Linked DNA regions of Homo sapiens: region 1 is linked to region 2. A link is a loop called in an ENCODE intact Hi-C map of the cell type or tissue named here. Cell type or tissue: MCF 10A. All regions are shown on one strand.

Region 1 (2,500 bases), 740 kb before region 2:
AAAACTTACTTTGGATTTTATTAATTCAGAATTTACTTTTATCCTTCTATCAAGAAAAAAAATACTAATCTGGGCAACAAAACATTTTTTAAAGGCTTTCTTTATATATTAAACAGAATTGGCTTCCCAGAAGAGACTTAAAAAGTGGTGTTTGTTTCTTAGAATTCCTAGCAACAAGTCATTCTCATAAATCTTAAACACAAACACACACACACACATATACACACACAAACTTTTCAAATGCATTCACTAATAATATATTCAGTTACTTACTAATCAGCAATTATTTACCCATGGGGACGTGTTGATTTAAGAAACTGCCTATGAAAAGTTTAAAATATTCAATCTATACGCTTTTTGAATATGTAGAACATACTCATTTCAGTAATACATAAATTTAAGAAATCACTGCAATATCTCTCAAAGAAAACTCTGGTAATTTTATACATATATTATATATAAAAAGTATATATATATACTTTTTTAAAGGTTAGGATAATACATACATATTATTTAGTAACTTGCTTGTCTCCATCACTCCTCATTTAACAATGTGGACCTTAAATATTCCGCAACACCCTGAATATGACATTCCATTCAAAAATACTGTATTTAATTTCCTAAGAGTAAATATTTGGGTTGCTTCTATTTTAAAATTCATATATAATAATTTTTCTAAGAATATTATATATTCTTGTATAATACTTTTCCCAAGATAAAAAATAAAATTCCCACAAGTTAATTTTAGTGAAATGGCTTGTCTTCACATAAATAAAATTAGGCCTAAAAAATTATGGAGCCATAATTCTCAAGTGCAATGACCTAGAAAGAACAAATGTCAGAATTACATTCCCTACATAAAAGTGTGGGGCCAACCACATTTCTTTTGTTTTTCTTTTATGACAAAATTTTGCCCTGTCACCCAGGTTGGAGTACAGTGGCCCAAATGTAGTTTCAACCTCCTGGGTTCAAATGATCCTCCCACCTCAGCCTCCTCAGTAGCTGCGACCACAGGCATGCATAACCTCACCCAGTTAATTTTTTAATTTGTTTGTAGAGATGGGGTCTCATTATGTTGCCTAGGCTGGTCTCAAACTCCTGGGCTCAAGCGATCCTCCTGCCTTGGCCTCCCAAAGTGCTGGGGTTACATGAGTGAGCCACTGCACCACCCACACACTTCTTATTGTTCTGAAAGAATCGTCATCAATGCTATGACAAAGAATCATCTTTGTTATAGTAATTACTATTGTAGTAATTAATGCCTTCTAAAATGTTAGAAGACATAAACTATCCTTGGATAGTTGGAGGAAGGTCAGCTATAGTTCTAAACATAAAAATCTGTTATTTCTTCCCTTGTCAAAATTATTTATGAACAAATCAACCTCATCAGAAAATATTAAAGGTACATTATTTTAGGTTCTACAGCATGTAACAGATATGGTAATAGAATTAGTCTGCCATATGGTGGCAGCAAATACCAAAGAAAATTAATTTCTTGAGTACGTCCATTTAAAAAGTTAATGTCTTCCCTGAGTCATGTATTTTAAACAAAGGTTTCAAATAGAAGAGGCTTTACAGGTTTTCATAATTATGTTTTAATCTTGTTATATTAATAGTCAAGCTCAAAACAATATCACGAGCGTATTTCTGACTGATTGAAAACCGCCTTCTGTTACTATGGCATTTACCAAATCAAACTGCCTCAAAAACTATGTGGCTCTTGATGCTTATCAGGCAACATGTAATTGCAATGATTTTCATTGTATTAACTAAAATTTACATATCTTATAGAAAAATTAAATTTTCTTACTTTAACCAAATCCACCTAGCCTAGCCTCCTACCTCCACAAATATTTACTCAATAATTGTTTGTTAATAACTATTTATATGCTAAATGCACGGAATATAGCAGTAAACACAAGAATAGTTTCAGGTTTCATGAAACTTACACAAAATCTCTCATGTATTTCCTTTTCCCTGATTTGTAATATGGGGTTATTAAGACCAGCTTAAGTTAACAGCCTAAGGATAAAAAATACTACAGTGTCTCTTCACCTATAATTTACAATTTAAAAAACACTACACAGAAATATTCAAGTAAGAAAGTTTTATTTTTCCTGCTATGACTATGACTGCTTTAAAGTCTTTCTGTTCTATAAAGTTGCTTCAAAAGGAAAAGTGTTTGGTGCCCTTTATTTTACTACACTATTTAACCCACTAGATGCTAACTAACAAACATTTAAGTTACATGAAACTGAAAAATGTATAAGAGCATCTTTTCATATAAAATTATCAAAGTATGTCAATCGTCTCAATTTATATATAGAAGTTATTGCCAAAGTGTCTTATAATCCAAGACACTGAGAGATAGGAAGCTAGGATAATGAGTAAATCCAAACTGAGAGTAAATATGTGCATAGGTTGTGCATAGATTAATCATAGAGTTAAAACACATCTGAAAACCCATCTCTATTAAAAAAGAGGAGGGAGGTAGCCACAG
Region 2 (2,500 bases):
CAAAATTACTCTAATTTGGGAATTTGATACCAACATAGGAATGAGAAAATTGATTACTGAACCAGAAATCAGAATTTATCATATACTGATTGGTATGTGCAATTGGTAGGAAAAGGAAAGATTAATTAAATAGTCTGGGAACAACCGGCTTGAAACTAATATACTAAAATAAATTCCACAGGGATTAAATACAAAAATAAAACTACAATAGAACTCAAAGAAAATACAAGTAAATATTTTCCCATTTACCAGAACTCATCCATATGGCTCAACTCAACCGCAGGGGAGGCTTGAAAACGTGTGTGGCTCTTTGGGAAGCACTCACTGTTACTGCCATAGATACCTAACCTATTTCTAGGAATGAGGGAAAGGATGAAACAAAGGATTGAAACCGAAGGGCTTTCTGCCTATCCTTATGTTTATCAAAAAATTCCAATACCCAAAATACACCATCCCACAATTATAATTGGTTGCATAGGCAAAGCTTCTCTTTCTCATTTGATAATCCTGTATATCTTTATAAGGAGCACATTTTTAGCTGATATTCCAGCTGCATATTGGAATTACATCTGTTCTCATTCTCTTGTTAATAATGTTAATAACGAAGCTTGACTAATAAATTGCAAGGGCTAACTTTGGAGTGACTGGTTCAAAATTCCTTGCTAGTGAGGAAAACAAAAGAACAAATATATTTTAAGAATAGATCCACCATAATAACATGCTGATGGTCAAAACTGATCAGGTAATTTGGATGAAGCCTCACACCTTCTTACACTTTGCAAAAGAAATAGCAGGAAAGGACAGACAAGCCTGGGCTCCTGTTCAGCCCTGGGGAGGAAGCAGGTACAATGGAGCTGGCAGTGTGGTCATTCCTGCTGTGCCAAGCCAATTTGCTTGAACTTGAAACAGAAGTGTTAACCTCACGGCACGCAAGTCCACCCATCCTCTGCTTTTGCCCTCCTTGGGGGCTTTCAGTGGCGCTTGTTGGGGGGAGAAAAAGGTGCTTGTTTTATTCCCAGTTGTACAGAGCAGCTGATCAGTGTCTGCACGACTTCTTGAACAAAGAATGTATTTCAGACCTTCTTATTGCTTGCTTACTTCATTTAACATTTAACAGATGTCAGTTGTGACACACACACACTTTCTCCCTAGGCAATGGATTAAGGCAAATTTCATTTTATGCCTGGCACGAAAGCCATGCTACATTGTATATTGAAAGACTTTTTTTTTTTTTTAAGAGAGAAAGAGGGGAAAAACAATTCTGCCTTAAAATCCCTAATAATGCAAGAAAACCAATTTCCGCAAAGGCATTGTCCTGGAAAGCTTTGTTGGTTTATGGTGCCACCTAATGGGGATGTGTCAGATTACACAAGGGCTATTGCATCAGGTCGCACACCCTGTCATGGTGAACACACTGGTGGTGTGTGGCTGGGAATGCAGTTTATGCAGATGCCTGTGCTGGATGAGATGTTATCGTCACGTACTGTGTCTATGTCTAGTTATTTAACCTTGGGCAAGTCCCTCCACGCCTCTGAACTCAAGGATCCTCACCTAAAGGAGGCTTCTGGATGCCTTCTTTGTGAGACTGTTCACAGGACAAAGAAAAGGTGTACTTGGCTGGGCGAGGTGGCTCATGTCTGCAATCCCAACACTTTGGGAGGCTGAGGCAGGAGGATCACTTGAGGCCAGAAGTTTGAGACCAGCCTGGGCAAGATGGCAAGACCCCATTTCTACAAAATAAAAATTAAAAAATTAGCTGGGTGTGGTGTGTGAGCCTGTATCATACTCCATATCTGGGTAACAGAGAGACTCTGTCAAGAAAGAAAGAAAGAGAAGAAAGAGGAGAAAGAAAGATGAGAAAGAAAGAAAAAAGAGAAAGAGAAAAAAGAAATAAAGAAAAGGAAGAGAGAGAAGGAAAGAGAGGGAGTGAGGAAGGAAAAGAAGGAAGGGAGCAAGGAAACAAAGGAAGAAAAAGAGGGAAGGAAGAAGGAAGGAAAAAGAGAAAGAAAAGAAAGAGAAAGAAGAAAGAGAAAGAAAGGAAGGAAGAAGAAAGAAAGAAAAAGAAAGAAAGAAAGGGGAAAGAAAAGGTATATTTGAAATGGAGACATAGCCCAAGGCTCTTAAACTCAGGGTTATGTCAGTCATGATGTAATAAAATCATGAGGCCCTACATATATTGTTTTTCTCCTTTTGGTATAAGCTTGGGTTTCAGAGCCATGTTTTTCGACGCCAGTAAAACTTCCAGCACTAGCATGGAAATGAACTGCAGTCGATGGCTGCCCTCAAGGTTGGAGAGGGGATAGGAAACTGGGGCTGCGTTGAACTGGACAACACTTGTCTGGTCTCAGGTGGATGACTGGTGTCAGCCCAGAATGGCCAGGAGGTGTGGCAAGATTTTCCTGTTTGCCTAAAGAAAGTAACCACTTGGGATCTCCTGCTTGTAAATGTTGGCCCAAGTTTTTGAACTCTACAGGGGCTAAAGAAATCATCCCCGAGGACT

Evidence for each region. Peaks named below come from ENCODE experiments on the same cell type or tissue, not always from the same donor. Only the 100,000 strongest peaks of a DNase experiment are listed, where the experiment ranks them.
Region 1: a loop joins it to region 2, with 23 times the contacts of the local background. A loop is called at or near these places in 12 of 110 quality-filtered maps.

What each region holds. Positions count from the first base shown.
Region 1 is chr3:15,814,426-15,816,925 of GRCh38, forward strand. It overlaps a transcript of ANKRD28 not described here. Among named protein-coding and RNA genes, the nearest start is that of ANKRD28, 18 kb to the left of the region's middle. In MCF 10A, a CTCF peak has its summit at 1,423; a DNase peak (open chromatin) is centred at 1,486.
Region 2 is chr3:16,549,607-16,552,106 of GRCh38, forward strand. No RefSeq gene overlaps it. Among named protein-coding and RNA genes, the nearest start is that of LINC00690, 15 kb to the left of the region's middle. In MCF 10A, a CTCF peak has its summit at 1,356 (motif pointing left); a DNase peak (open chromatin) is centred at 1,365.